Regions from separate parts of the Homo sapiens genome. Here region 1 is linked to region 2. Evidence: chromatin loops called from intact Hi-C (ENCODE). Cell type or tissue: endothelial cell of umbilical vein. All regions are shown on one strand. Each heading gives the region's core, and the rest is flanking DNA. Links, peaks and the distances in the headings are about the cores only. Region 1 overlaps RPTOR (regulatory associated protein of MTOR complex 1). Region 2 overlaps RPTOR (regulatory associated protein of MTOR complex 1).

What was found. A loop is a pair of places that touch in the nucleus more often than their neighbours do. Peaks named below come from ENCODE experiments on the same cell type or tissue, not always from the same donor. Only the 100,000 strongest peaks of a DNase experiment are listed, where the experiment ranks them.
Region 1: it touches region 2 in a loop (23-fold over the local background); 9 of 110 quality-filtered maps call a loop at or near these places.

What each region holds. Positions count from the first base shown.
Region 1 is chr17:80,894,338-80,910,809 of GRCh38, reverse strand. RPTOR (regulatory associated protein of MTOR complex 1) reads right to left here. Exons shown (of 34, transcript NM_020761.3): 21 at 1,881-1,999. Among named protein-coding and RNA genes, the nearest start is that of CHMP6, 89 kb to the left of the region's middle. RefSeq lists enhancers at 1-68, 189-418. In endothelial cell of umbilical vein, for the core only: a CTCF peak has its summit at 11,283; a DNase peak (open chromatin) is centred at 9,289; H3K27ac peaks cover 850 bases.
Region 2 is chr17:80,565,788-80,582,259 of GRCh38, reverse strand. The region is part of intron 1 of RPTOR (regulatory associated protein of MTOR complex 1); the gene reads right to left. It overlaps LOC105371922 (a long non-coding RNA gene), which reads left to right. Exons shown (of 5, transcript XR_007065932.1): 2 at 2,293-2,456; 3 at 16,076-16,179. Among named protein-coding and RNA genes, the nearest start is that of RPTOR, 29 kb to the right of the region's middle. RefSeq lists an enhancer at 6,617-6,911. In endothelial cell of umbilical vein, for the core only: a CTCF peak has its summit at 6,772 (motif pointing right); a DNase peak (open chromatin) is centred at 6,739.

The DNA of each region.
Region 1 (16,472 bases), core at 7,504-15,503, 320 kb before region 2:
TGATTTCCATCTAAGATATAACTAGACCAACAGAAAATAACTTAGTTGAAGGAACCGAAAGCCACAGAAGTATAATATCAGCAAAAGGAGCTGAGGAGCTGCAGGAACCCTGGCTCGATGGCCGGCCAGGACCCAGAAGGCCACAGCAAATGAGAGGGGGAGACTCGATAGCTCATTTGGAAAAAGCGATGGACTAGGATGGGAAGCCGTGGCTCCTCGACCCTGCAGACCCTGGCACTGAGTGATACCCGAGGCAACGCCATAGCCGTGACGAGGTCAGATGAAGACGTAGAACACCACAGAGGCTGCAAGAGTGTGGCCTTTCCCTGCATTCTTCCTGCAACATTTCTGTAAGCTTTTGAAGTTTTATCAAAAAGTTACCAAAAAATTTTTAAGTGCTATAATGAGTGACTTCTAATTCCACATAAATCATCCAACTTCCATAAGCAACTAGAAAACCAGGACAAATACCGTAAACAATTGTTTTTGGACACTGGGTGCTGGGTGTCACGGGCTTGTGATCCCTGAGAGAACGGAAATAAACAGCTGCCCTGTGTCCGGCTTGCAGGTAGTTTCAGGCAGTCCCAGGCCACAGTGCAGAGACGGGGAGCCCAGCACTTTCAGGGAACAGGAGACAGAGACTGGGGCTCCAGGGAGGCTGAGGTGGTGACAATTTGCAGGACAGAGCACTGGAGAGGGGAAAGCTTCCAAGGTCTGCAGGAGAGGCCCCTGGGGTCTTTGACTAAGTATTCATCTGCTCAAGGGTAGAGTGACAACCCATGAGGCAGAGAAAAAACAGCGGGAAGGCGGTAGGCCAAATGCCCAGAGCTCACAAAAGGGACTGAGAAGAGTTTACAGTCCCCAAAGAGAAAGGACTAAAATCAATGACCTCTGCTTCTACCTTAAGAAACTAGGATGAGAAGAGCAAATTAAACTCAAAGTAAGCAGAAGAAAGCAAGCTTTATTGATGAAAGCTCAATCAATCAAATGGAAAATGGACAAACAACAGAGAAAAACCAATGAAACCAAAAACTGATTCTTTGAAAAGTTCCCTTGAGCTAGAATGGCCATGAATAAGAAACCATTAACTAGAAGGGTTTTGAATGAGTCAAAAATTACTGCTATCAGAAAGGGAAGAAAAGTCTGGGTGTGGTGGCTCATGCCTGTAATCCCAGCACTTCAGGAGGCCAAGGCAGGAGGATCACTTGAACTGAGGAGTTAGAGACCAGCTTGGGCGACACACTGAGACTCTGTCTCTACAAAAAATTTAAAAATTAGCCGGGTGTGGTGGTGTGCACCTGTAGTCCCAGCTACTTCCAAGGCTGAGGTGGGAGGATTGCTTGAGCCCAGGAGTTGGAGGCTACAGTGAGCCGTGATCAGGTCACTGCATTCTAGTCTGGACAGAGTGAGACTGTCTTACAAAAACAAAAAACAGGTGCAGTGGCTCACGCTTGTAATCCCAGCACTTTGGGAGGCTGAGGCAGGAGGATCCCTTGAGCCCAGGAGTTCAAGACCAGCCTGGGCAACACAGGGAGACCCCATCTCTTATAAATAATTAAGTAAAGAAAGAAAAAAAAAATGGAAGAAGGGCCAGCACTGTAGCTCACCCAGACACCAGAGGATCCTGAAAGATAATGTCAGTCCTCCCCTAATTGCCTTGACAGGCATCAGTAAATCCAGCACCCTCTGCCCACGTGGGAGCTGCACAGACACAGTTTGGGGTGTACTGTGTACATCTCCAGATTTAAGATATTTGCTGAAGCTCGTTTTGTTACTTTCTAAACTGTGGTGTGGACCCGGGCACACCTGGAGTTCCTGGCATGCATACTCGTAACCGAGAACCAGCAGCTGGAGCGCGGTGGGGAGCGCCCGGCACGTACCTTGTAGGCGATGCTGTTGAGTACTTTCATGGCCACGTCCGAGACCTCTGGATAGGGGTCAGCAGCCAGGTGCAGCAGGACTCTCCAAATCTGAGTGTAAACACTGTTAAAGGAAACTCCTGAGAGAGAGAAATGGAAGATGTTTTAGTGGAAAGTAGCTGCCAATGAGGCTCCTAAGGCGGCTGCATTTTCTGAAACCCTAACCCTGGTATCAGAAGTGTTGCTTTAAAGAGCCGAGGTTACAGGAAGCCCCCATTTTGTTATTCTGGCAACGGGTCCCGAGATTCAAGAATCCTAGCTGATCACTAGGCTTGATCACATGGATTCATCTACTGAGGCCAAATCTTTCTAAAAGGAAAACTGCGTTGGAAAGGGTGTAACTTTCCTTGAAATGCCTCAGCGGATCGGAGGGCATGACCACACTCCCGGAGGAGCGTCTGATGTCACATCCTAGATTTCTAGGAGCTGCCGCAGCCCATGGGTAGTGGTGCATGTGGCATGGACGTCTGCACTGCACCAAGTTCAGCACGTGCTGCTGTGCACTGTGACCCAGGGAGTGCTTCCTGCCCACCTCCACGTGCTTCCTGTCCACCTCCAGGCACTGGCCCTGCTCTGAGATGCTAGGACTTCACGAAAGGTTGATGTGCTGTGACTTTTGTCCCTAAGCCTCTCCCGACTCACCCAACACTCAATGCAAGGTTCTGTGCTGCATACTCGGATACAAAGACAGACAAGGCAGGACCCAGCAGGGACTCAGACTCATTTATAAATAACACTGGTGAGTCGTGGGCATGGAGGGAAGCGCTGAGGCTTCGTCGGTGAGGATTCGTCGGTGCGGCTGCTCGGTCCTATTTAATTCCCCAGCAATCCTACAGGCAGGTGTTACCCCCAGCGTCGCCAAGGAAGGTGAGGCCCAGAGGATGAAGGATGTGAACGCACACCCATCAAACCTTTGAGCCATGCTACGTCCACGACAGCGTGCGGCCTCAGGGAGATGCAGGAAGGAGCGAGAGTGACTCCTTCTGTCAGCAGTGGGCTAGGAAGTGAAGGCCAGGAAGGCCTGGTGGAAGAGGCACGAAGGAGCTGGGCTTTGAAGGGAAGGAGGATCATTCTCTGGGCAAAGGAGGGGTGGAGCGAGAGGGGGTAGCACAAACAAGATCTAAGACATTGAACAATAAAACACGGAGGTGATGGGGACGCGGAGCCTTGGGGGATACCTGACGGAAGCCTGCAGGAGCCAATCAGAGATTGTGGGGTGGAGGCTGTGAGCACTTGGAAACCAGAAGGGGGGGCAGGCACGGGCTATGTGGGCTCCTGGCACAGTCAGCATTGGCTGAGGCCAGGGAGGAGGCTGATGGAGCAGGCATTGCCGAACTGTTGTCCACGCCACGCTGGACCCAGAGAGGCCGAGAAGGGAAGCAGCAATCCTGGTAGAGGCTGCATGTCCAGCAAGGGCTGGGCCGAGGACCAGAGGCGCTGAGCGTGGAGGGCAGAGCGGGGCCAGGCGCTGCCTCCCCTGCCTGCGGGCACCAGGAGTGCCAGTTTACTGCCAGGCTTCAACCCAGAGGCGGAGGCAGACAGGGCCCTGCCCTCAGTGCTGGGAGCTGAAAAGGGATCCAGCCACACAGAACTCCATCTTCTTTATTTTTGGGGAAGCTAGACAATTTGCTGAGAAGCAAGTGCTTGTTCACTAAATAGAGATTCAAAGGGTTTCGAGTGAGGTGTGATTCCAGTCCACCTGATTGTTGGTGAAAGAGCTGAAGCATCGAAAGCCAGTGGAGGGCCTCGTGTCACTGCAGGAACACAGCTGCGCACGTGGAGTGGGTTTTGCACGACACAGTCAAGTCCACGGAGATGGAGGCGGGTGCGAAAGTCAATGTGTGCGTGGGTTCTGCAGATGCCTGAGGCCACTGGCTCACCTCCACCTATGGTCTCCGCTAAGCGAGCCCAAGACGGGCTCTACTTCAGCTCCAGATATGGCGGGCCAGTGTCTACCCCTGCTGTGCGCGCCCCCACCGTGAGTGCAGAGGTCAGGGAAGCCCCATGCCCGTGGCTCCTGAAGAGGCCCCCATGAGGAATGCGTGTTGCAGTGAGTGATTGTCTCCAGGACTGAGCCGTGTGGAATTGAGCTCAGCTGCCATCTAGGAGGTCACGCTGCCATCTAGGAGGTCACGCTGCCATCTAGGAGGTCACGCTCTGCTGCTGTGCTGCCTGTGCTGGCGTGAATCATGAGAGGCTGGGACCTTTTCTGGGAGCTGACATGTCTCACCTCACAGGGCGAGTTTACAGCCTTCAACCAAAGGAAGCATTCTTCCCAGGGACACGTCCCCTGCGGGTCTTGCCCATACACATGTGTGCCTGGCCGGCGGTCCCTGTGCTTGAGCCTTGTGCCCAGGAGGAGGCAGTGGGAACGTCTTGGGAGCCTAGGGCCCAAGCACACCTGGACTTCAGCGCCACGGTGCCACGCAGATGCACCTTCTGCTCAACCGTGGTCCTGCACCGCGTGTACTGGGACAGAACCGAAGCCTTCCAGCTCTCAGATTGCACAGCTCTGCGATAGCCGTGTAGATCCACAAGCAAGTCTCGGAAATGTAAAATCGGTCCAGACTGTAGGAACATCCCTAGAGTCTCCTCTACCCCAGCGGAGCCGGCTCCTAGGAACTGCTCCGTGCAACACAAGGACATCGGCGATGGCTGCGTCCTCATTTTTTTTTTTTAGAGTGGGTGGGTGGGCTAGGAGATTTGGCTTTGAATTCCCTCCCGCGACAGGCCCTGGTGAGGAGGAGATGCGGCCTCACTGGCGAAGTTCGCTACCGCCTAGCTCCACGACACTCTCTAACATGGGTGACAGGATGGCCCCGTAAGATGCCCGTTGATGACTGCCCACCTGAGACCCACTCCCCTTGATTATTCTGGGGTCCTGGGCTCCCCACAGCTGAGTGAGGCATTGAAGCAGCTCCCCACGAGGCTCGACTGCCCCGTGAAGGGGCTGTGAGGGGCAGCTGGCCTTATATGAGAACCCTCCTCACAAGACCCGGGGGTGAGGACCAGGCCACTGTGAAGAATAGGGCACTGGGCAAGCCCGGAACCCAGGGCAGGCACGGCAGGAGGCCCCCCACTCCCGGCGGCCCTGGCAGACTGCGAGGAGGGTGCAGGCTGGTGGCTGCTCAAGCCTCACCCACAATGTGGGGGCCACAGACGCGGACACCCGGGGTCTAGGTCAGGGCTCCACAGGACACTCCAGGTAAGGACCCTGGCAATGTGCAGGGCGGGGTGGGGGTGTGTGTGAGATGTATTAGCTGCTACTTTCATCTAACTTTTTTTTTTTTTTTTTGAGACAGAGTCTCGCTCTGTCGCCCAGGCTGGAGTGCAGCAGCGCGATCCCGGCTCACTGCAAGCTCTGCCTCCTGGGTTCATGCCATTCTCCTGCCTTAGCCTCCTGAGGAGCTGGGACTACAGGTGCCCACCACCACGCCCAGCTAATTTTTTTTTTTTTTTTTGTATTTTTAGTAGAGACGGGTTTCACCGTGTTAGGCAGGATGGTCTTGATCTCCTGACCTCGTGATCCACCTGCCTTGGCCTCCCAAAGTGCTGGGATTACCGGCATGCGCCACTGCGCCTGGCCACTTTCATCTAATTTTTAAAAACAGATTTTTATTACAGTTGGCCCTCTACATCCATGGATTCAACCAACCGCAGATCGAAAATATTTGAAAACAAAACAAAAAGTAATACACATAAAAAAAAAAACAAGAGAGCATAACCACTGTTGACACACTGTGCTGGGTTTGGCATTATAAGGAAACTAGAGAAGATGCAAGCACGATGGGGGATGTGTGTGGGGGATGCACAGCTGTCACGCCTTTCCTAGCAGGACTGAGCGTCGTGGGCCCTGGGCCCTTGAGTCCCCCACGCGTACCGAGGGCCAACGCTATTGTTGTCGACCTTCGTGCAGACTTCCACTTATATCAAAGTCGAAATACTGTTTGCGACTCAACAGGGGAAAAAAAAATCTAATTTTTGCCAGTCTTTTTAGTGACAGTGGATTTTATAACTATGTACTAGTAAAAAGTATGACGCTGTGATCACGGAACTGCTGTCTTTATTTCACGTCTTTCCCTGGTTTGGCCACAATCTTCTCTCAGGCTCCGTTGTATGAACTGTCCTGTTGTAAAATCTGCCAGTCCCCAAAACAGACCGCAGAGAACTTCCCATCGGATTCGAGTCCACCAGGAAGGAGGTGGGGCTGCCTGGGTCCTGCCCGGCAGGGAGTCAGGGACCGGGGATGTTGAGCTTAGAAAGGGCCCCTGCTGGCACTCACAGAACTCCCTGTAAGCACGGAGAACCTATTTTCATGTCTAGACTAAAAGTAATAAAAGATCATAATGAATGGTTTTAGAAGTTATTGTTCAGAGCCCAATGGCCACAGCTTTCCAAATAGCATACACGGCGGGGAAATTTACTCAGAGCTCTGGCTGACTCTGAATCCCAGAAGCTCCCCGGCTGTCGGAGCAGTTCAGAGAAGACAGAGTCTTCCTGCAGGTGACAGCTGCCAGCCGCCACCCCAAGGCTGAGGGGTTGGCAGAGCGGGTTACGCCCTCTGATGTGCTCACCCAGTCTGTGATGGCCAAGACCCTCTGCCATCCTGGGGAACCAGTGCCCCAGGCCGAGGGCTTCCGCAGCGGCCCCTTTCCTGTGACCCCTCCTGACCCCTCAGGGGCTGCACCCACAACTCGGTGTGGCTGTTACGAGAATCACGCTGACCAGCCGCTCCGCCCTCCCTCCTCCTGGGCCGGCCGGAGCCGTGGGCCCTGCAGCTGCCCACAGGGAAGACGCAGCACCTCCCGGGCCGGGTGGGCGGTGCGTCTGCATCGTTTTCTCAGCATATTCAGTACCCCTACGAGACAAACATCATAATGGCCTTTAGTTAAGGACTTTTGTCCTAAAAACATAATCCTGTAGCATTGGAAAACTGTTGTTCATTTTCTCACCACCGTCTTCTGACAAGAGTAACTCCAGTTTCTGGGTTGTGAAGCCTTTTCCTTCCAAACCTACACAGTTCCTTTGGCAAAAACCCTGCCTAGCTTTTCTTTTGGTTGAGCGAGCACCAGGCTTTTTTTCTGCAAAGGCAGAAACCAATACCTTCTCTGCCCTGAAACCCAGACCTCGAGGCCTGGCCGGAACTCACTACTGGGGGTCTCTGGAGCTGCACGCGGGGCTTGTAAGGACTCTTTCAGCTTCTCGATGCCTTGGAAAAAAGGAAGGAAACTGTAGTTCTAGGTACCCAAGAAGGTGAGGTGGGAGGATTGCTTGAGCCCAAGAGTTCGAGGCCAGCCTGGGCAACACAGCGAAACCCCGTCTTTAAGAAACATTAAAAAATAAACCAAGGGAGAAGCAGTTGCTATGGCCCGTCCTGTGAACACCAATGATGCCGCAGTGCAGCCGGCCGCAATGTGTGCGGCTGAGAGGCCTGGGCAGGCCTGGGGTGCAGGGGCCGCCACTGTTCTGTGGCCTCCCAGGAGCCGGGCAGTGCCCCAGTTTCTGGGCTCGGGTCTCCGGGCTCCTCTTTCCTCCAAAGGCAGTAGTTCTGGCTCCCAGATTCGGAACGAAGTAGAGGGGTCAGGACTTGACACCAGCTCTCCCGCAGAATCCCGTGTTCAGGTGTGGAGAGCACAGGCGGCCTGCGGGGCTTCTGGCTCTGCCGCTGGCCAGGGCCCCCAGCTCCTCCTCTGGGTGAGCAGGGCGCTTGCCACAGCTGCACCAGGGCCGGCTCCAGGCTCCGCAGGGCTGTGTTCCTTTCTCGCCCTCCCCTCCCTTGCATTAGTCCATCCTGGATCCATTTCTATGGTAACTCATTTTCAAAACCGTAAAAAATGTCACCGTATCTAGCAGAGTCGTGAAAACTGGTCCCATCTAGCCCAGGCCTCTGATCTGCGTTCCTGCCAGCGCTCTCGGGATGAGGCTGTTTCTGCGGGAAGAGCCTTCTCAGGCCACCAGAGTCCCGAGCAGAATTAACTCCCGCCTCGCCTCTCAGCACGGGTGTGCTTGGACTCTGGCCGAGACGCAGGGTTTCGGGAGGGAAGGCGGGTGGAGCACACAGCAGCGTGGTCCCCCATGGGACTGCACTCTAGCTGGGAGCTGGGGCTGGACGGATGAGCGTGGGAGTGACATGGTGTGGGGCCACATGCATGGGTGTCTGGGGGTGAGGAGGGCACCTCAGGCTGGGTCCCGGGACATGTGGACACAGGCCACAGACCGTCTCCAGCCATCCTTCCATCCTGAGCAGCTCCACGGCCACTTGTGGCCGTCAGGAACACAGATAAGTGCAGAGGGCAGACGCATGGGCTGGGGGCCGGGACAGGTGAGGCCTGTGTCCACACATCCATGCGTTAGCAAGAAACAACTTTATAGGACTGTGGTGGTAAAAATGGCGACATCATGCTTTGATGTACTGGGTCAGGCACCTACATGGGGATCCTGGCGGTGGGCCAGGCAACCTCCCGGCAAGACCACCTGGCTCTGAGCTGCACGGATGGCAGAGGGGCCGGGCCAGGGGCCAGCCAGGGGTGCTGCGGGCAGGTGCAGTGGAGCGGCTGCTGCTGAGACGGGGGGCAGGAGGCTGAAGGAAGGCCTTGAATGTCAGACAATGGTTTGGCCTCTACAGAAAATGCGGTTTTAACGAAGGCTTCACCTGGAGGGTGGTGAGGAGCTGGTGTGAAAGAGGGCCTGCCCAGTTGTGGTCTGCAGAGAGCAAGACCCAGGGCAACGAGGCCTGGTGGGATGGGGGCACTGGAAATAGGAGGGATTGAGGTAGGGGATTCTTGTGGATGTCAGGCCAGACGAAGGGCTGAGTGAGAAACAAGCAGGATGGAGACATCAAAGAAGATTCTAGAACCTGACACAGTGCTGAGACCTGGGTTCCCATTTAGTTTCACAAACATTTATCCTGCCCCACCAGGGCCAGGCACTGCTGGGGGAACCTGGGCTCCATCAGCGATCAAAGGAAGCCAAGTACCAGCCAAGGGGCTTCATTGCCACGGGGAAGAAAGGAAACACGTGACTGAGGGTGTAAGAATGCAAGTGCTCTGGGGAAGGCAGAGCAGGGAGGGCGCTGGGGGCGGGGCTTCTGGGGGGCCAGGAAAGATGGGGAGGCGCTGGGGCAGGGCTTCTGGGGCACCAGGAAAGATGGGGAGACATGGACTCTCCAGGTTGCCATGGTTCTGAAAGCCTCTGCAATCTTCACTGAAAGGACTAAAGAGATTGCTGTTCTTTGGCTGAAATGAAAGAAGAAATTGGCTGGAAACAGGGAAGTGCTGTGCACAATGGGATTCTGTGTAAGTTATGACTTCTAAACACTTAGGTAAGCACGGTGGTTTCCAGGTGGTGTGAGTGACACCTCACTGAATATGAATGAGGCTGGCTTTGCAGGGGCGACTTTGTTTTCTTTCCTTCCTAAACTCCAGCTCATTGTGAAACTCTTTCCTGTCAAATTTCCTAAGATTTGAATGATATACGAATAAAACTCAGTTTTCTCCAGTAAAAAAAAAAAAGTCAGGAATCACATTGTATAAGAAGGATGGTGGAATGGGGAGTCCAGCTCCTTCGAGAAGACAGAAAAGAAAGAACCGGCAGAGGAGAAAACTCATGGAGGCCAAGCCCCTGTGTCCGGGCCCCAGGCTGCTGTGTGCTTCCCGTCTGGGTGGCCCTCAAATGAAACTGCGATTCTTCGCCCTGTACTCCACCGAGACCAGTACCGAGGATAACAACGGCATTCACTCATCACAGACAAGAGCTAAGTTTCACACAGGAGTTGGGCGGGGCCTCCGCAGTCCCTCTTGCCTGTGGACAGCACCCAGGGCCTCAGGCATGGCACGCGCACAGCAAACAGCAGCCTCAGCAAGTTCAGCCACCTGGAAACTCCACAGCTGTGAACTTTCTGTAGCCTTCGCCAGCAGAAGGGGAGATGCCCATGTGGTATCCAAATGCCCAGGGGGAAAGGGAGGTGCTGTGGGCGTGGGGACCTGCAGACGGAAGCTCTCAATGGTGCCATGGTGACCCAGCGCCACACTGCCTGGCTTGAGCTTCCTGGATCAACAAAAGGTGCGGTTCTGCACACTTGCAGGCCAGGTGCAACTTTTTATTTTGATTCTTACTTGATGGCCAGATACGTGTGAGTGGAGGGACGAGAGTGAACCGAGAACCCCATGGAGCATGGGCCAGGTAGGGTGGCGGGGCCACCAGGCCCTTGGCAGACGGTCACCAGGTGAGCACCGAGGGGTGATGCTGCTGTCGCTTCCTGTGAAAGAAGAAGGCCAGTCGAGCACAGTGGCTCATGCCTGTAATCCCAGCACTTTGGGAGGCTGAGGCGCGCAGATCACCCGAGGTTGGAAGTTCGAGACCAGCCTGACCAACTTGGAGAAACTTTGTCTCTACTAAAAGTACAAAATTAGCCAGGTGTGGTGGCATGCGCCTGTAATCCCAGCTACTTGGGAGGCTGAGGCAGGAGAATTGCTTGAACCCGGGAGGCAGTGAGCAGAGATCGCGCCATTAAACCCTAGCTGGAGTGACAAGAGGAAAACTCCATCTCAGAAAAAAAAGGAAGGCCACAGTGAGCACACGGCCCCAGGAGGGCCACAGTGGAAGCAGGGAGACCCGGGAGAGAGCTGCGACCACCAGGCCAGAGCTGCTGGCTCAGGTGGCTGCGAGGCGGGGAGGAGACGGCCACAGATGCCCGGCTGAGAGAAGGATGTGTTGGGGCACAAAGAGGAGTCCCCGACTCCTGGCCAGGAGTCAACCTGAGTAAACGCCGGTCCCCTTGGCTGCAGAGGGAGGACGCCCACTTCTGCAGGGAGGGGTGGGAGATGCCCAGAGCCGATGGTACTGGCTTCGACACAGGTGGCATTGGGTTTGCCTGTTCTGTACTTTTGTGCCCCAGCATGCACAGTGGGGGCACTGTCAAAATATCTGTCCAATCCGTGGGAGAATCCCAAGCCCTCTGACTCACAGGAGTATCCTTGGAGGCCAGGGTGCGGGCAGGGTGTGCCCTACTGTCAGGCTCTCTGAGCTGAACTCAGCCTTGTTTTTCTATGGCCTGTGTATGGTTCTTATACTTTTTAAGTGGTTGAAAAAAAAATCAAAGGAACAATATTTTGTGATGTGAAGTTACGCAAAATTCAAACTTCAGTCCACACGGTTACATAGCAACATGGCCAAGTTCATTCACCTACACGCGGTCTCTGGCTACTTTTGCACCACACTGGCAGTGTTGGGGAAGTGCCAAGGGGCAGTCCCACCTGCAAAGCTCTTTCACAGGAAGAGTTTGCAGACTCCTGCTCTAACCTACACGTGACGGAAGGGAGCTATCACCTTGACCTTGATGAGCGTGAACTGGGGCAGAGGTGGCACTAACCTGCTGGAGGCGCTAGAGAGCTATTCACAGGAGCTGTGGCCGGGGCCAGGGGAAATGTGTAATCAAAACAGAATACTATGAATTTACATTTTCTAGTACTTAAAAAAAAATTTTTAAATACCTTTTTTCATTGTAGATTTATAAGTAGAATTTCTGCAGACAGGTTTTAAAAGACTCTTGCAGGCTAGCCTGGAAACCTAACCACTATATGTAACATTAATTCTATTTAAAAAGTGTATTCCAGTTCAAAACAAACATCTTACAAGTGACGTTAGAATATATTTCATTGGTGACTTGGCAATACCTTGATTTATACTCGAATATACGGAGTCAACTCTGCGCTTTCTGGGCACTTGGCATATTTTAGTGGACAGCCAAATGCACAAAGCTGCAACGTTATTTCTCAATGAAAATTAACAAGTTGGCGTGTCTGGGCTAAGCTGGCGTGTCTGGGTTGTTGTGTAGTGAACCTTTCAGTTCTCCATACCCTGGAGGGCATGGTGCAAGCTCTGGACTCGTTCTATCCAGAGGTGCTCAAGGCAGCAGCTGGCCAAGGCTGGGAGCACACCCACAGGGTTGCCCGGTGGGAACTGCCTTGGCGGATGCCCTGCGTCTGTTTCGGGTCTTTGGGCTCCTGTCATGCGCTGCTGTCATTGTGGCTGGACCGCCATCCCCAGGAACCACAATGGAAGTAGAAAGAAAGCTTGAAGCTGAACACAAGTGAAAAGCCCATCATCAAAACTCACTAGACGGAGACGGCGGGGTGAGCAGGGGCGGGGTGAGCAGGGGTTGGGTGAGCAGGTGCGGGGGGAGCCGGGGCGGGGGGAGTCGGGGCGGCGGGGGGTGGGGGGAGCGGGGGGGGAGCGGGGGCAGGGGTTGGGGGAGCCGGGGCAGGGGTCCCGCAGACCTGAACACACACATTAGGAAGGAAGAAAAACTCAAAGTTAATGAGCTGTTTTTATTTTCTGTTTGAGAACTGTAACAGGACAAGAGAGTGAACCTAGAGAAAACAGTAGAAAGGAAACAAAATAAAGTACTGGAATAGAAAAATAAAGATAAAATAATGCAGTAAATCCACAAAGCCTAAAAGTTAGAACTTGAAGACACTAAAGAAATGAACAAACATCTTAGAGGATTAATCAGGAAAAAGGGGAAAAGGCAAATAAACAACAATAGGAATAAACGGGGACATATCTAAAGAGGCAGCAGATTGGGAATATCAGTAAAAGCAGCTAAAACAATAAAGAGACAGCAGAGATTAGAGACTCATGAGAATACTGCAGACAGCCTCAAGGGAAAGAATGAGAATACTTAGCTGAAATGAATAAAATCCTAGAAGAATAAAACTTTTTGAAGCTAGCTTATGAAGAAATAGAGAATGTAAATAATCCTATCAGCATTAAAGAAATGGAATACAGAATTCAAACCCACCCTCACAACACTACACTAGCCCAGACAGTTCAGGGGCAAATTCTACTCAGACACCGAAAGAACACATCATCTTTGTCTTATAAAAATTGCCCCCGAGGACAGGGAATGACGGCGCACTCCTGAGCCAGTTTTTTTGGACAGGGAATGAGGGTACACTCCTGAGCCAGTTTTGTTTTGTTTTGTTTTGTTTTTGTTTTGAGATGGAGTCTCACTCTATTACCCAGGCTGGAGTGCAGTGGCGTGATCTTGGCTCACTGCAACCTCTGCTGCCCGAATTCAAGCAACTCTCCTGCCTCAGCCTCCCAAGTAGCTGGGATTACAGGCACCTGTCACCATGCCCGGAGGAGCCAGTTTTACTAGGCAGGTACAGACTCAATGTCTAAACCAGCCAGGTCAGGACAAGAAAAGTCACAGCCCAACCCACTCGTGAATGCCAATGGGGAGCGCCCAAAGAAATAGCTGGTGAGCGTAAGGCAGCGATGTCAGGGGACATTACCACGCTGGGTGCCCCCAGAAATGCAAGGATATTTCACAAGAAATTCAATCATGTAATTCCCTACCCTAACAAACAGCCATGCACAGGGTCATTCTGAGATGCAGAAAATACATTCAAAGAAATTAATTCCATTTATCAGGAAAATTCTTAACTAACTAGAATAGAATGGGAATTTGCACTCATAAAAAGAGTGAACCAAAGGGAAGGGAATTTCTATAAACTGATATAGAGCACCCACTCAAAAAATCTACAGCAAATGTCGTATCAAAGGTAAAAGGTTAGAAAGGTTTCGTTTACTCTCAAGAGAGAAACACAGATGTCCACTGCCATTCTTTTTTTTTTTTTTGAGATGGAGTCTTGCTCTGTTGCCAGGCTGGAGTGCAGTGGTGTGATCTCCGCTCACTGCAACCTCCGCCTCCCCGGTTCAAGTGATTCTCCTCCAGTAGCTGGGACTACAGGTGCGCACCACCACACCTGGCTAATTTTTTTATAGTAGAGACAGGGTTTCACCATGTTGGCCGGGATGGTCTTGATCTCCTGACCTCGTGATCCGCCCGTCTCGGCCTCCGCCTCCCAAAGTGCTGGGATTACAGGCGTGAGGGACCGTGCCCAGCCCACTGGCATTCTTTCTTTTTTTGCCAGCAACAGGTTTTAAAAAAGATATTACTTAAAATTACAAAAACTGAAAGGTAACGTCATGCCTGTGACCTTTATGCAGAAAGTTAGACTGTCTTGAAGACATAAAGAAGACTTAAGTAAATGGAAAGATACACCCTGTTCAGGAGCAGGAAGACTCATGATGCAAGGAAGTCAGTCATCCCAGGGAAATCCACCAATTCAGCGCCATTCAAACAACACCCCAGTGAGGCTGCTGTCGACACAGAAAGCCTGACTGTGAAATGTATACAGCAGAGCAAAGGGCTAAGAGCGGCCAAGACAGTTCTGAGAAACGAACTGAGGAGCGGGCTCAAAGGTGCTGCCCCCGCAGCTGTGGTGTGACGGCGCGGCCGTGTGGGGTGTCGGCGCGGCTGTGTGGGGTGTCGGCGCGGCCGTGGGGTGCCGGGGTGGCTATGCGGGGTGTCGGTGCGGCCGTGGGGTGTGTCGGTGCGGCCGTGGGATGTGTCGGTGCGGCCGTGTGGGGTGTCGGCATGGCCGTGGGGTGTTGGCGAGGCCGTGTGGGGTGTTGCTGCGGCCGTGGGGTGTCAGCGAGGCCGCGTGGGGTGTCGGGGCGGCTGTGTGGGGTGTCGGCGCGGCCGTGGATGGGATGGGTGCTGCTAAGAATGGAGCCCCCACTCAGACCCTAAGGACTGATGGCCAGGGAGACGCTGAGAAGCACTGGCGGGAGGACGGGCTGTCTGATGAAGGGTCTGGGGTGGCATAAAGAAAAAATACAACCTGGATCCCCACCTCACCACAGAGACAAAATGTGGTTCAGGATATACTTAAGACATGAACACAAAAAAGGAAAATTTTAAATCTTGGAAGAAAATGTAGGAGAATATGTTTAGGACATTGAGAATAGGAAAAACAAGACACAAAAGGCCCAAGTTATAAAGAAAAAGAGAAACTAAAAGATTAAGCTTGTGTGGCACCAAAGGCATCATAAAAAGTCATAGATTAGATGCATTTTCGATGGATATATTCAGCCAGGAATCAGCACCCAGAACTGTGATGAATGCTGATTACAAACTACTCAGAGAAAGATAAACGACACAAGGCGAGTCTGTAAGGCTGCAAGGCTGTAACCTCACTGCAATCAAGGCAGATGCAAATTCATGCCACAAGGAGACACCAGGTGTGTCTATCAGACAGACAAAGGCTGGCCAAGACCGGCGTGGTAGAGAGTGGCGAGATGGGGGCGCCTGCGCTTTAGAACAGAGGATCCCGTGGAAGGCCTGGGGCGACATCTACAAAAGCTGAAGGTGCAGGCACCGTTCACGCAGCAGCTTCACTCTGAGGCAAGGTGGCGAGAGGCACTCACGTGTATCCACGCTGAAGAACACGCACCACACACGTGCCCGTTTATGTGTATTGAGCACCTACTGCGTACCAGGCACTGGGTGTGGACAGGGTGGGAGGAGACAGTGGTTAACAAGGCTGGGTTCCTGCACGTGCGGCTCTCAAGCTCCAGGGGAGAGAGATGGGCCGGGCCAATGAACAAGTTACACGTACAGCACGTCTGCAGTCCACAGTCCTCAGGAGAAAAATAAAGCAGGAAAAGGGAGCAGGGTCAGAGGGCAGCTGGGGAAGCCTGATTCCAGGTGGGGCGTGGGGCTGGGGAGGCTTCTGGGAAGGTGCTGCCAGATGGGGGCTCTGAATGAGAGGGGAGCGGCCACCATATGCCGGAGAAGAGCTTCCCCACCGATGCCCAGGCTGGGGGCCGGGTAGGCTGGGGCCCAGCAGAGCTGGGTGCAGCGAGTGAGGGTGTGTTGGATGTGGGGCTCCATGGTGGCAGGGGCTGAATTCTGAGTTTGCTTATTAAGAAAAGGAACAAAAGGCAAGAAGAAACTAGAACCGGCCTCACTGTCCCCAGACAGGAGAATGGATAATGGAGTCACGGCAGATCGCGGAGGTGAAGGAACAAAACCTAGATGACCATCAAAGATACATATTGAAGTCAGAGCCAAAGAAACGGGCTTTGCGGGCCACGCATCGTGCGACGGCGCCAATAGGAGGTAAAGGCCTCTAAGTGGGCACCACGTGTGTGCCAGGGCTCATGGCCAGGGAGGGAAAGTGTAATGTCACCAGAGGGAATGGGACCGGGGTAGGGTCTGGGGCTCGACCTCTGTAATTCCTTAAGCTGGGAACACAACACACACACACACACACGCAGCGCTCTTATATAAGTCTCTGTAAATTTTTACATGGCTAAAATGCTCCTTAACATGAAAAAAATTCAAATGAAGCCGGTAAGCCACTCTGGATAGTCAGAACAAGAGGAGATGAGGCTCATTTGGTTAAGCCCTAAATCTGTTACCAGCAGTGTGAAGATGAACATAGCTACACAATAAGAAAACACGGTGAATTCCTGCTTCTCCTGTTTTACAACAGCAATCCTGGTGGTAGGACCCAGGCACACACCATTCATGGCAGAACAAGAGAAGAATCTGACCCTTCCGTCAGATTTCCATTTCCAGGCAGTGCTGCGTCAAGCTGCTGGGATGGAGGGAAAGTTGTGTGGAGATTCCGCAGGTGAGCAGGGCGGGGATGACAGCCCCCAGCCCGACCGCAGGGCCCTCCGCCTCTCACTGCGGAC
Region 2 (16,472 bases), core at 3,557-11,556:
TAAGTCCACAAGCCAGGAATCAGCTGAGCTGTCCTCTGAATCCAGGTCCACCTAGTAACCACGCTTCCACCACAAGCATCTTTCCAGCAACATAGAAATCCCGTGACATCCTGAGAGGGGTCATTTAGTTCCTCCTGGAATGTTCAATGAGTGAGATGAGGCTGTTTGTCCCATGGCAGTGTCCACTTGCAGCTGGCCCTCAGAAGCCATGGCCAGAGCTCTCCCTCTCTAGTGCCCAGGGCAGCACTTCTCAGCCTGGAAAGGAGTATCCAAGTTCCTCCAGAGCCTTCTCTCTCCTTCAACATCCCCAGCCCTCTGCAACTCTCCCTAAGGGGAGCTGCTTCCAGGTTTCTCAGGGTCCTAGATCACTCCCCTTGGCCACCATTTCTCAGGTGTGCTCTGTGAATGCAGCTCAAAATAGAAGGTCCAGAAGAAAATCAGATGCTCCATGAGCAGTCTCCACTGCAGAGAATAACAGGGATCCACAGGCCCGATGTGCAGTATCCACTGCAGAGAATAGCAGGCATGCACTGGCCCAATGTGCAGTCTCCACTGCAGAGAATAACAGGCATGCACTGGCCCGATGTGCAGTCTCCACTGCAGAGAATAGCAGGCATGCACTGGCCCGATGTGCGGTCTCCACTGCAGAGAATAGCAGGCATGCACTGGCCCGATGTGCGGTCTCCACTGCAGAGAATAGCAGGCATGCACTGGCCCGATGTGCGGTATCCACTGCAGAGAATAGCAGGCATGCACTGGCCTGATGTGCGGTCTCCACTGCAGAGAATAGCAGGCATGCACTGGCCCGATGTGCAGTCTCCACTGCAGAGAATAACAGGGATCCACAGGCCCAAAAATGGACAATGATTAAGGCCACCACATACACAGCGGCTTTCACAGGAATGGCTAAATGTTTACCTGCATTTACGCAATTGATGGGACAAATAAAGGGGGAAGGAAGGAAGGAAGAAAGAAAGCAAGGGAGGAAGGGAGCAAGGGAGAGAAAGGGAAGACTAAATGCAGGACTTTCAAAGTATCTCTGTTATATTTTACCACAATCTGCCAGCATGTCATCCTTTCAAGATTGGAGTAAATCACGAGTCTTTCATCTACATTAGTACCTGTCCTTCCCAGCTTTATATCATCAGCACTCAGTAATCACGCCTTCCAAATCTGTATCCAACACACTGACGAAAATGATGAATAGGAAAGGTTCAATCACAGAGCCCCAAGCCACACTTCCAAGGGGACCTTCCTCTAGGTTGGAAGAGGAACAAAACAATTCTCAGGATGTGGGTGGCCACAGATTCACCTAGTATGAAAGGCCACACAGGCTAGGCATGGTGGCTCATGCCTGCAACCCCAGCACTTTAGGAGGCTGAGATGGGAGGATCACTTTAGCTCAGAAGTTTGAGACCAGCCTAGGCAACATAGGGAGACCCCGTATCTACAAAAAATAAAAATAAAAAATTAGCCGGGTATGGTGGCATGCACCTGTGGTCCCAGCTACTCGGGAGGCTGAGGTGGGAAGATTGCTGGAGCTGAGGAGTTCGAGGCTACAGCGAACTGTGATTATGCCACTGCACTCCACCCCAGGCAACGGAGTGGGACCCTGTCTCCAAAACAAAACACAAAAAACCCCACACGGGTCACTCTTCACTGTTTTACTTACAAGTGGACGAAGGGCATAAACAATTAAACATAATGAAACTGACCCATAAACATATGTAAAAATACTCAACTACACTAATAATCGAAAAGTATAATTAAAACAATGAAACGGTCAAGCGTCTACTTAATTGCAAAGGTATTTTCAAATGGCAATGCCCAGGGCTGGCAGCCGAGCCAGGAAAAAGCCTCCCTCAGACCCCACGAGCGGGCACATAAAATGGGACAAACTTCCCAAACAGCAATTTTGCAAAACGTGCCAATTCCCCTAAAGGTTATTTATTATTTATCCAGTTATTTCTATCACTTCCAGAAACCATACTGAGAAAATAACCAGAAATCTGAACAAAGATTTATACACTGTCTCATCATAACATGAGTTATAATATTAAAAAATCAGAAGCAACCTAAATGTCTAATAGCACAAAAGTGGTTAAATTATTGGTAATTCCCAATAATGAAATATATGCATGTATTTCCAAAGAGTCTCCTGAAAAAGGAGATGAGATCAGGAAACATGCCTGACCGTGAGGAAGCCATGATTGCACATAGTATTTGGCCCTTTCTTTTCTAAGTAGTTGTAAGTCAATTATTTTAAAATTCTAGTTCTCTTTCTAAATACAGAAGCAAAGCAGCCCATGATAGATGCCGTGCTGAGGCTCCTCTCCCTAGGCAGCACTGCATCAGGAATAATCCCACACTCAGCATCCTTGGAATGAGAAGTATAAAGAGGAGGAGAAGTTCATCTCAGAACTTCAAAAAGACCTGCGCTGAAATCCTCGACTCTAGTAAGTGACACTTAACTACCCCACATGCAGATTTTTAAGAACATGGCTTACAAAAAAGGTTGAACTTTTTCATTTACATGGATCCCAGACCCCTCGGAAATATCTTAATTTACTCTCTTAGTTTAAAAGAATAGTCCTTGGGCAAGGCCAGCAGGCTCACAGTGATGTGGACATAAGGCTCCCGCCTCTGGGAGAGAGAAAAGACTAGATCCTCTTCCTTGCCTCCAGCCATCGTGACGTGGGCTTCTCTGGGCTTCAGTCAGGTGTGAAGTGTTGTTGTGGCAAAAACCTCTTGCCATAAAGATCAGGAAGGGCCGGGCATGGTGGCTCACGCCTATGATCCCAGCACTTTGGGAGGCTGAGGCAGGCGGATCACCTGAGGTCGGGAGTTCGAAACCAGCCTGACCAACATGGAGAAACCCTGCCTCTACTAAAAATACAAAATTAGCCAGAGTGGTGGTGCATGCCTGTAATCCCAGCTACTCAGGGGGCTGAGGCAGAAGAATCGCTTGAACCCGGGAGGCGGAGGTTGCGGTGAGCCGAGATCGCACCATTGCACTCCAGCCTGGGCAACAAGAGCGAAACTCCATCTCAAAATAAATAAATAAATAAATAAACAAATAAATAAATAAAAGATCAGGAAGGGATCCACAAAGTCCTTGAGGCCCTAACTCGGGCAAAGCACAGGAGGCTCAGATCCCATATGTAAATAATAACCCCGAGTACCTGTGCAGAGTACCAATGCAGAGTACCTGTGTAAGGTAGTTATAAGTTGCAAGGGGACAAAGCAAGTAAGGAGAGTTGCAAGGGGACAAAACAAAACCTTAAAATTACTGCTACCACATGAAGTTCAAACCTGTCCAGCACCCTCCAGGGAGGCTGGCAGGCGAGGAGGGAGGATGGTTCCCTTCCCAGCTGCCGGCCGCCCCCATGCCCTCCTGCTTCCTTCTGCTCCCAGGCCCCTGCACTGTGCACTTAGCAGCGGTGCCAGCAAGCGCCAGGCTGTGTCCCTACCTCAGTGGCCCAAGCCCCAGCTCACTGGGTCCCTTCTCTAGCCATCTAGATTTAAGTAACTCCAGCCTCTTCTATTTGTTCCCCCAGCCCTAGCAGCAGCACCTGCCTCCTGTAGTTACCGTCTCAGTCAAGGTTTCCTTTTGGCCCTTTCAGCCCCTCGAAAGCCTGTAAAACCAGTTCCCCACCTAAATCCGCTTGGTTGAGATACCTGGTGTGTTTTCTGTCTTCTTTACTGGATCTTGGTGGATACACCTTCTAATGCTTCAACTCAAAGAGAAAAGACACACATAAATCAGAAGCAACAGAGCCCACGGAAAGCAGCCACGTCTGTCCTGTTGTTTGGCCATGTTGGGAAGCTGGACAGCTTGTGTTGATCAGAAATCACGACTGCAAGATACCCTGTGTTCCCTCAGCTGACACGCCACTTTGGAGACAGTCAGGCCTGAGTTCAGGGGACCTTCTGCAAATTACTTCACCTCTCAAGCCTTCAATTTCCTCCCTTGAAACTCAGGACCAAAGCAGTGCCAACATCGCAATGACTGTTGACATCTGGAGTGAAATGTACCACCCCCCCAACCACTCACTCATGAAAGATCCTTTACTCCACACTAAACAACCCAGCTCCCTGACTTAAGTTCCTCAGATGACGGTTTGCATCCCTTCACTATCTCAGCCACGCACCTTGAATAAATTCCAATGTAACGTGCAATCTTTTTAAAGAGGGCGCTTCTTTAGAGACAGCTCATGAGCAGAGAGGCTATCTCCGCCCTCAGTCTGGATGCTGCACTCTGTGAACACAGCCAGGGTCTGACGCATTTGACTGCGCCGCACATCACAGCGTCAGGCCATATTTTGCCTTCAATCAGCTAAAATAACCTAAACATGTTTGCATAAGCCTAAGAAGTGTTCAAACTGACACTGCTTCATTAAGCGTAGGTCTTCCAGATTACAAAGAAAGCCCATTCTGCATCTTGGCTATTCACCCTCTCCCTCCAGGAAGGCTGCAGGTCCAAGGCCCTTCGAAGAGAATGGCACTGGAGATGGGCATGAAGCCCAGCTCCAGAGCTGGACTGCAGCTTCCACACAGTTTGACACCCTGGCCATGACACCCTGCTGCTACCTCTTTATCTATTGCTTGATGAAAAGTATAGACTGTACACTTATCCAATTCTTCAGTGACTTCCGTGGAAAGGACTGTAAATAAGCTGGAGAGTCAGGCGCAATGGCTCACGCCTCTAATGCCAGCATTTTGGGAGGCCGAGGCAGGGGGACTGCTTGAGCCCAGCAGTTCAAGACAAGCCTGGGCCACATAGGAAGACCCTAGCTCTATAAAAAAAATGTAAAACTTGCCAGGTGTGGTGGCATGCACCTGTAGGTCCCAGCTGTCCTCAAAGTCTAAAAGAAAACATCACTCTAGAATTCCATCCCTAGGAAAAATACCTTTCAAGAATGACAACTGAGGCCGGGTGTGGTGGCTCATGCCTATAATCACAGCACTTTGGGAGGCCAGTTCAGATGGATTGCCTGAGGTCAGGAGTTCAAGATTAGCCTGACCAACACGGTGAAACCCATCTCTACTAAAAATACAAAATTAGCCAGACATGGTGGTGCATGCCTGTAATTTCAGCTACTTGGGAGGATGAGGCTGGAGAATCATTTGAACCTGGGAGGCAGAGGTTGCAGCGAGCTGAGATCGTGCCACTGCACTCCAGCCTGGGCAAAAAGAGCGAAGCTTCATCTCAAAAAAAAAAAAAAAGAATTATGACTGAATAAAGACATTTTCAGAGGCCAGGCATGGGAGCTCACGCCTGTAATCCCAGCATTTTGGGAGGCCAAGGTATGTGGATCGCCTGAGCCCATGAGTTCGAGACAAGCCTGGGCCACAGGGCAAAACCCCGTCTCTACAAAAAATACAAAAATTAGCTGGGTGTGGTGGTACACACCTGCTGTCCCAGCTACACAACAGTCTGAGTTGGGAGGATGGCTTGAACCCAGGAGGTGGAGGTTGCAGTGAGCCAAGGTCATGCCACTTTACTCTAGCCTGGATAACAGAGCGAGACCCTGTCTCAAAAAAACAAAAACACACAAACAAAAAAGATATTTTCAGACTAACGAAGTGAATGTGGCATCAGTAGACCGTCATGAGAAAAGAATTCTGAAGTCTTTCAGTCAAAGTAGGTGGCCCCATAGGAAAGTTCTGAGACGCTAAAGGAAAGGAGAGCGAAGAGTCAAAAGCATGTGCATCAGCCTGAAAGAACAATGACTGCCGAAAACAAGGATGGTAACTTGGGATGTTAAAAATAAAATACTGTACACAGCAATACTCACATACAAGAAACAAACGGATTAAATAATTTCCTAAGTCTTGGGTTGTCTAAGAAAAGAATAAAGGTCATGACGGACGTTGTACTTTTTTCAGTATTCCTACTGTAATTTCTAAGAAACCATTACAAGAGAAAAACAGTGCACTGCTTCAAAAATAGTAAAAGGGAAGAAATTAAATATTTTCAATCTATAAAAAGGCATTTAAAAAAACATTACAGGAAGGACAAATAGAAAGCACAAAAGAGATGGCAGATTTAGGCCCCAATGGCTGTAAGTAGACTAAGTGCTCCAACTGAAAGACAAAAATCATCAGACTGATCTGTTTTAATCCAACTACAAGCTGTTTATAGGAGACATATGAAAAATACAAGGCTACAGAAGTGTTGACTTATATAAAAGGACAAATAAACAAGACTGACACTAACCAAGAGAAAACTGGTGTAACTATCCTGAGACAAAACAGACTGTAAGGCAAAAAGTTTTATTAGGGATAAAGAGTCACTTTACAACAATATAGACTCCAATTTACCAGGAAGATACAACAGTTTTACAACAATATGGCCTCAAAATATAAATGAAGCACAAATGGGCAGAGAATTCTATCTAAATATGTCTAATAAGGAGAATAGACATATTTACAATGATGGTGAGAAGTGTTAATACACCTCTCTGTTACTGATAGAAACAGTCAAAAAAATCAGTAAAGTGTAAATGATTTGTACACCACAAATAAAATATTTGACTTAATGGACACGTATAAAAGGTGGCACCAACAGCTGTAGACACGCATCGTGTTCAAGTACACAGGGAACATTTACAAAAACTGACCACGCACGGGCCTATAAGGGACAGAGCAGCTGAAATTCCAAGCGTGTGCATGCATGTATGCACACGTGTGCACACAGCGGTGCAACCTACACCATCCACAACACGAGGGGGCGCCATTCGCACATGGCAACGGTGTGGATGGCTCCCCCTACAGACGTGCGGTGCACCTGCTACTGCCCTGCTGACAGACGTCTACTGATCAAAATGCAATTAAGAAATCAAAAATAAATCCTAGAAAAAGTCTTCTATGTTTAAAAATTACAACACTTTTAAATAATAAATTGATCAAGTCAAAATAAAATTTAGAGAATAATTTGAACTGAACAAAAATACTGTATATCCAGCCAGGCATGGTGGCTCATGCCTATAATCCCAGCACTTTGGGAGGCCAAGGCGGAAGGAGCCAGGATTCAAGACCAGCCTGGGTAACACAGGGAGACCTCGTCTCTGAAATACATAAATATATTTTTAAAAACTACTACTTGTTGAATGCCATTAAGCATTTACATTTCTAAATGCTAAGTGCATACACTAGAAAAGACAAATGGCTGAAAACTAATAAGGTAAGTACTCATCTCAAGAATCTCCCCCTCAAGAATGGCGGAAAAGGTAATAAAACAAACCCAAGGAAAGTAGAAAAAAGGAAATAATAAGATATAAAATAAACTAGGGGGCCAGGCATGGTGGCTCACATCCGTAATCCCAGCACTTTGGGAGGCCAGGGCAGGAGGATCACTCGAGGCCAAGGAGTTCAAGATGAGCCTAAGAAACATAAGAAGACCCTGTCTCTACAAAAAAAAAAAAAAAAATTAAATAAGCTGGGCTTGGTGGCACACATCTGTAGTCCCAGCTACTTGGGAGGCTAAGCGGGGAAGACCGCTTGAGCTCAGGAGTTCAAAGCTGCAGTGAGCCATGATCGCACCACTGCACTCCAGCCTGGGTGACAAAGCAAGATCTTGTCTCAAAAAAACAACAACAAAAAAGAGTGGACGCACAAATCTCAATGTCAGGAATAAAAAGGAAACATTACTACAGTCCCATTGACTTTAAAAAGATCACAAGAGGATGTTACAAACAACTTTATGCCTATAAATTTGAAACCTAGATGAAATAGACAAAGTCTTCTTAAAATGTAACTTGCCAAAACTGACTCAAAAAGAAAAAAAAAACCGGCCGGGCGCGGTGGCTCACGCCTGTAATCCCAGCACTTTGGGAGGCTGAGGCGGGTGGATCATGAGGTCAGGAGATCGAGACCATCCTGGCTAACAAGGTGAAACCCCGTCTCTACTAAAAAAATACAAAAAATTAGCCGGGCGCGGTGGCGGGCGCCTGTAGTCCCAGCTACTCGGGAGGCTGAGGCAGGAGAATGGCGTGAACCCGGGAAGCGGAGCTTGCAGTGAGCCGAGATTGCGCCACTGCAGTCCGCAGTCCGGCCTGGGCGACAGAGCGAGACTCCGTCTCAAAAAAAAAAAAAAAAAGAAAAAAGAAAAAAAAAACCATCTTAAAAGCTTAAATCAGAACTTTAAAAATTTTTTTACAAACAACACTTTCGGATTACATGACCTTATGGGCAAGTTCTACCAGGCATTTGTGGGACAAGTTATTCCCAACCTGGACACGAACTCTCGGGAACTCAAGAATTGACATGAAGCCCAAAACTTCCCCCGACCCAGGCATGTGGGCAGACAGCTGTAGGGCTGACTCTTGCAGCCCTGCTGCCCTGGAAATGCACCAGTTAAGATAAATGGGGAAGGCCAGTGCTAGGAGCTGGTTCTCCATCTGGGTTCCCATGAGCCTTCTGATCTGTGGGATGTCCTGGAGTAGAGGGGTGTAAGGTGGCCTCATGATTAGAATGACACTCAAGACCAGCATGAAACCACGGCTGGCTCCTCTGCATCCACACCCCTTACATAACTGCATCCGATCCCCAGCAGCCTTACACACTCTTCAGGATCAAGGGGGCAGGAAGCTGTGTGCATGGCTGCCAGGGCTCCTGATGACATGGAGATATCATGAATGCTGCATATAAAGCAATATAAAAAATAATTTTTACTCTTATATACCTACCAAATAACAGGCTAAAAACTTAAATTTTTTAAAGTTGCCTCTTAGGACAGCATCAAAATAATATCAAGTACTTAAAAGAATTCCAACAAAAGATGGGCAACACCTCTACAGGGAAAAGCATATAACTTAATTCAGGGAAATTAAAGAAGACCTATCTAAATAAGAGATATGCCATGTGTGTGGACCAGAAGTCTCAATTCTGAAAAGATATCAAATCTGTCCAAATTGATGTATAGGCTCAGTGCAATCCCAATCAAATACCCCCCAAATTTTCTTTCTTTGAACTCGTCAAGCTAATTGTTAAACCTATATGAAGAACAAAAGAACAAGAATAGCCAAGACATTCTCAAGAAAAACAAGTGCTTCCTTCACACATTTTTTATAAAGCCCTAGTAATTAAAGCAGACAGAGTGGTGCTAGGGCTGACCAATGACACCAGCAGATCAATGGGATAAACAGCAAGTCCCAAACAGACCTACTTGGCCTACGACAGAGCACTGCAACTGAGGAAGAAGGATGAGCTTTTCACAAAAATCTACTAAGACAACTAGATATCCACATGGGAAACTAGATCCCCACCTTAAACCATACACAAAGTTTATACAAAACTTAAACAGGAAAGAAAAAGCATAAAGCCTTAACAGATAATACAGATTAACTTCATGCCATCAAGGGAGAAAGAGAGTTCCTAAATAAGATGCAAAAAAAGCACCAACCTTTAAAGGAACAGACTGATTATCAGACCATATTAAAATGGAGAATGTCAAAAGACCCCATAAGGAACATGAAAAAACAAGCCTCCGAGTGGAAAGATTTTGAGATTTGTTTTTGGTTTTGGTTTTTTAGAGAGAGGGTCTCACTCTGTCACCCAGGCTGGAGTGTGCTGGTGCGATCTCGACTCACTGCAGCCTGGAACTGCTGGGATCAAGCCATCCTCCTGCCTCAGCCTCCCAAGTAGCTGAGACTGCAGGTGTGCACCACCATGCCCGGCTACTTTTTTTGTTTGTTTGTTTTTGAGAGATGGGGTTTCACTATGTTGCCCAGGCTGGGAGGTATTTATAATACATATTCAAAATATATAAAAGCTCCTAAAATCAGTAAGAAAAACACAACTCAACAGAAAACTGGGCAAAAGACTTGAACAGGCATTTTTTTAAAAAAAAGAAGAAAATATATAATTATCTTATATCCTATGCCTGCTTAGGTGTACCAGAATATATAAGAATGCTCATTTGTCCCAGGAGTTCGAGACCAGCCTGGGAAACATGGCAAAACCCCATCTCTACAAAAAAATACAAAGAAAAATTAGCCAGGCATGATGGCACCTGCCTGTAGTCCTGGCTACTTGGGAGGCTGAGGTGGGAAGATCACCTGACCGTGGGAGGTCAAGGCTGCAGTGAGCCGTGATGGTGCCACTGCACTCCCACCTGGGTGACAGAGTGAGACGCAGTCTCTAAAATAAATATGTAATGCTAATTTCAACATTGTTCAGCAGTAGAATGGATAAGTAAATTGTGATGTACACATGAAATGAGATATTACATAGAAGTAAACAACATATATTCAAGCACCTGATTTTTTTGTTTAAAAGAATTTAAAATAGTTACTCTATCCCTACAGCATACCTAAATGTTTTTCTCAACCACCTGATTCTTATCAATACGATACTGAGAAAAGAAGCAACACACGAAAACGCAAGTACAACTTTTAGAGACGCACAGGTAGGAAAACCATTAAGAAAAGTGAAGAGGCTGGGCATAGTGGCTCATGCCTATAATCCCAGCACTTTGGGAGGCCAAGGCAGGCAGATTGCTTGAGCTCAGGAGTTTGAGAGGAGCCTGGACAACACGGTGAAGCCCTGTCTCTACAAAAAATGCAAAAATTAGCTTGGTGTGGTGGTGTGCACCTGCAGTCTCAGTTACCCGGGAAGCTGAGGTGAGAGGATCAATTGAGCCCAGGAGGTCGAGGCTGCAGTGAGCTATGATCACACCACCGCACTCCAGTCTGGGAGACAGAATGAGACCCGATCTCAAAAGAAAAGTGAAGAGATAATTATTGCCAACAAAAGGAAGAAAAGTATTTGCCTCTTTAAGAAAAGGAGTAACTGGGATCAAGGTGCAACACATAAAGAAGTCCTAGGGTACTGAAATATTCTATATCTTGACTGGGCTGGGGGCACACAGATGTTTTTATAAATACTGATGGAATTGTAAATAGATGTTTTCTGTATTCTTTACTTCCTAATTTCAAAAAAGAAAGAAATCAAATCAGACTAGAAAGGACCTTCTTAAACAAAATAGCTAAATGAAAAGAACAATTAGACCATTTTCTATAGGACATGAACAATGATTAACACTGAAAGAGGATTTCTGTATAATTAACTAAACCTTTAAGGTAGCCAGCCAAATCCCGCACTCTGGCACTACATGACTGAGTGCCCAATTTAGATCTGTAACACCAAAACAGGGGAGGATTTTATCCTTAAATCCTCTTACGTGTTTAACAATTATTTCAGTTTCAACCTCTGACCTACCTGGCGTTATAAAGCCCAAGTGAAATGCAAATGTTTCTATCAGAGAAAGGAGAAACTCTAAATCTAGCCTTGCAAATTAGTTGTCTAGGGATCATGAAAGCTGAACTCTTCCAAACTTTAATCTGTACTATTAATGTGATACACCAATGTAATCTTAAATATTAATGCTGTGTGTAAGTTGGAAAGTGAAACTCCACTGGGGGGGATAATTAGGTTCAGTGAAAGAACAACTCATTAATACATAACAACTTATTCACTGTAAAGAATCAACCATCAGGCCCAGCATGGTAGCTCACGCCTGTAATCCCAGCACTTTGGGAGGCCGAGGCAGGCAGATCACTTGAGGTCAGGAGTTTGAGACCAGCCTGGCCAACATGGTAAAACCCCATCTCTACTAAAAATACAAAAATTAGCCAGGCATGGTGGTGGATACCCGTAGTCCCAGATGTTCCGGAGGCTGAGGCAGGAGAATCGCTTAAACCCAGGAGGCGGAGGTTGCAGTGAGCCGAGACTGCACCATTGCACTCCAGCCTGGGTGACAGAGTGAGACTCTGTCTCAAAAAGATAAAAAATAAAAATAAAAAAATCAACCATCAGCTACTCTAACCTACTTAATAAAAGGTGATCCCGTCACGCATCATTCATCTATCTGGCACTTTCTTTCATTTGCCCCTTCTATATCATACTTGGGGGGACTACCACTTCCAGGAAAAGATGGACTAAGTAGGAACAGCCTAGCCCTCCCACCATACACAACTAGAAAACTGAACACAATACATAAAACACTTCTTCAGGCATTGAACAACGAGTCATACAGGAACGTGGTCCCTGAGCGGGAAGACAAATGAGGTGTGCCCCGTGACACAGGAGCTTTCTGCATGGAGACAGGGGCCCATGCAGACCGTGACAGTCACTGAGCTGAGGAGAGAGAGGTCTGAGTTCATGATGGCCACAGCAGCCAGAATGAGAGCGGCAGAGTAACAAGGAGGAGACAGCCACACGGAGGAGGCAGAAACGGAGCTGGGCTCCTTGAGTCCCTGCCTGAAGGCAAGGCAGGGCGTGCTGCTGGTGAGACTCCAGGAGGCCAGGCAAAGAGCAGCCACAGGGGCAGGAGAAGCGGAGCAGGGTGAGAAACATTCAAGCTCCAACGAGGAAGAATTAAGGGACCTCATGAAGCACCCACGACCCTCACGGAGACTCAGAAAGGCCACAACGTTAGGCACAGGGCTAAACTAGACCAAAAGTAAAGGCTTCTCTAGACTAGGGGTCACCAAATTTCCTGCTGTAAAGGGGCAGATAATAAATACTTTAGGCTTTGTGGGACATATAGATTTTGCCTCAACTTCTCAACTTTACCACTGTCACATGAAATCAACATAGACCATCCACAAACAATGGGACTGTGTTCCAGAAGACTTTATTTATAAAAACAAGCAAGGGGCCATAGTTTTCCAATCCTGACCTAGACCTGCTTTTATTTATTTATTCATTCATTCATTCATTCATTTTTTTGAGACAGAGTCTCGCTCTGTTGCCCAGGCTGGAGTACAATGGCACAACCTCGGCTCACAGCAACCTCCACCTCCCGGGTTCAAGCGATTCTCCTGCCTCAGCCTCCCAAAGTGCTGGGATTACAAGCGTGAGCCACCACGCCCGGCCTAGACCTGTTTTTAAAAGACAGCAAACAAGCCCTATAAGAAGGCAGCTGATCTACAAGTAAACTAACTTCCTGCCAGAACAAAACTCAACACTGTTTAAATGCAGAAAACAAAACGCAGATGCTCAACAACGTAACACTCCCTATGTCCAGCATCCAATCAGAAATTACTAGAGGTAAGAAAAAGCAGGAAAGCCTGATCCACAACCACAAGAAAGTCAGTCCATCTAGACCCAAAAATGAGAGTGACGAGGAAATAACAGATAAGATTTTTAAAACAATATTACAAATTTGTTCAAGGATTTAAAAGAGAGCATGAATACGAAGAAAGAAATCCAAATGGAACTTTTAAAGAAAAAAAATAGCATCTGAAATTTTGAAATACATCGGATGAGTTGGCTTAAGAGCATGGTAGGGCTGGGCATTGCAGCTCACACCTGTAATCCTGACACCATGGGAGGTCACTTCAGCCCAGGAGTTCAAGACCAGCCTGGGCAACATAGTGAGATCCTCCTGTCTCTGTAACAATAAAATAAAGAGCATGTTAGATACTATAGAAGAATAGATGAGAGAACGCGAAGACATTGCAACAGAAACAATTCAACTGAATCACAGAGGAAAAAAAGATGGAGGGAATGGGGATCCTCAGTGGGACAATATCTAGCATCTAAAATAAATGTAAATAGAGCTCTGGAAGATTGAGGAGGAACAAGGGGAGAGATAGGAAAACTGGAAAAATAATGGCAGTACATTTTCCAAAATTTTGGTGAAAAGTATAATCCTACAGATCCAAGAATGTCAACAAACCATAAGCAGGCTAATCACAAAGAAAACTACACCAAGGTACATTGTAATCAAACTGCTAAATTCCAATGACAAAAACATCTTTAAAGTAGCTGGAGGAGAAAAAGAATATTACATACTAGAGAACAAAAGTAAGACCAACAGCAGACTTCAGGAACAAGACAAGCCTGAGACAACAGAACATCCTTAAAGTGCTAGGAGCATAAAGGTGAAATAAGGACAACCTCAGACAAACAAAAGCTGAGAAAACATGTGACCAAAATACCAGTACTATAAGCAAAGTTAAAGTTCTTCAGACTGAAGGAAAATATACCAGATTCAAGCTCAGAGCTATAAAAGGAATGAAGCCTAGAAACAGAAATATGTGGGCTGGGTGCAGTGGCTCATTCCTGTAATCCTAACACTTTGGGAGGCTGAGGCAGGCAGACTGCTTGAGGCCAGGAGTTCGAGACCAGCCTGGTCAACATGGCAAGATCCCATCTCTACTAAAAACACAAAAAAATTAGCTGGGCATAGTAGCGCATGCCTGTAGTCCCATCTTCTTGGGAGGCTGAGGCACGAAAATTGCTTGAACCCGGGAGGCAGATGTTGCAGTGAGCCAAGATCACACCACTGCACTCCAGACGAAGCAACAGAGTGAGACTCTGTCTCAGAATAAAAAAAAAGAAAAAATAAATAGAAATATGTGGGTTAATATAAGAGATATTCTTATTTTAAAATTTATTTCTAAGATAATGGACTTTTATTTATTTATTTATTTATTTATTTATTTTATTTATTTTTTGATACAGAGTCTCACTCTGTCACCCAGGCTGGAGGGCAGTGGCGCGATCTCGGCTCGCTGCAACCTCCGCCTCCCGGGTTCAAGCAATTCTCCTGCCTTGGCCTTCCAAGTAGCTGGGATTATAGGCGCCCGCCACCATGCCCGGCTAATTTTTTTTGTATTTTTAGTAGAGACAGGGTTCACCATGTTGACCAGGCTGGTCTTGAACTCCTGACCTCGTGATCTGCCTGCCTCGGCCTCCCAAAGTGCTGGGATTACAGGCGTGAGCCACCGCGCCCGGCCAGACCTTTTTTAAGTAATAACAATGTACTGTGGGGTTTAAAATGTGTGGAAATAAAATGTATGACATTGATAGCAAAAGGACGGGGGAGAGCAGTACACCCTTCTTCTATAAGGTTCTTATATTACATGTGAAGTGGCATAATATCATTTGAAGGTACACTGTGATAACTTAAAGATGTAATATTGAAAATCTTAGAACCACCACCAAAAAAAAAAATAAAATAAAACAAAAAGGTATAGGTTGGGCATGGTGGCTCACACCTGTAATCCCAGTACTTTGAGAGGCTGAGGCAGGTGGATCACTTGAGGTCAGGAGTTCAAGACCAGCCTGGCCAACGTGATGAAACCCTGTCTGTACTAAAAATACTAAAATTAGCCAGATGTGGTGGCATGCATCTGTAATCCCAGCTACTCGAGAGGCTGAGGCATGAGAATCGCTTGAGCCTGGGAGACAGAGGTTGCAGTGAGCCGAGATCATGCCATTGGACTCCAGCCTGGGTGATGGAGTGAGACTCTGTCTCAAAAAAAAAAAGAGGTACAGCTAATAAGCTAATAGAGAACATATCATAAGGGTAATATTTTGTTGTTGCTGTTTAAACTAACACTAAAATAATCATGCAGAAGTTTTTTAAATTAAGTACAGGAAAATATACATTCTTTTTTTTTTTTTTTTTTTTTTTTTTTTTGAGACGGAGTCTCGCTCTGTCGCCCACGCTGGAGTGCAGTGGCGCGGTCTTGGCTCACTGCAAGCTCCGCCTCCCGGGTTCACGCCATTCTCCTGCCTCAGCCTCCCAAGTAGCTGGGACTACAGGTGCCTGCCACCTCACTGGGCTAATTTTTTTTTTGTATTTTTAGTAGAGGAGGGGTTTCACCGTATTAGCCAGGATGATCTCGATCTCCTGACCTCATGATCCGCCTGCCTCGGCCTCCCTAAGAGCTGGGATTACAGGCGTGAGCCACCGCACCCAGCCAGGAAAATATACATTCTTATAATTCTACCTACCCCTACCTCCCATACCTGTGTATAAGTGTATACCTTCCATAAATTTTTTATATAATTATTTTATTTATGTGTACATATACCTTTTTAAAAACACAAATAGGTTCATACCATAAAATCTGTTCTGTGCCTTGTTTTGCATTGTTTTTACTTAGTAACATCTGGGAAACCTCTCCATAACAGCACACACAGAGTTACCGCGCTATCTCTATTTGCTGCACAGAAGCTGACCACGGCATGAGACAGGCACCAAACATTGGGCTCTTAAACTACAGTCAAGCAGTCCCAGGGAATTTCTCAATATTATCCTGCTTAATCCCTACAGCTGCGCTATGCAGGAGGAGTCTTAGACCCACTTGATTGATGAAAACACTCAGACTCAGACCAGGAGCAGACAGGTAGAGAGCCGTGGAACCAGCTTGGAGAAAGGTCAGTGGGACTCCAAATCCCATTCTCTTAGATAAAAACTATGTTGCCTCTTCAATTCTTCAAGTCCATCAAAGTTGTCTGACTCCACATAAGGAGGGACTTTAAACCAATGAGAAACTGCCAGAAAGGCTGCACTCAAAACTAAGCAAGAGCAGTGTAGAAACCGGGCACCAAAGCTGTCCCAGCGCTAGATGCAGCTCCTGGCTCGCCGCTTAACACCCAAAGAATTTGGTAAGGTTGGCTGTGCTCTCCAAATAGCCTCAGTTTACTCAACTGTAACAAAATAAGCCTGC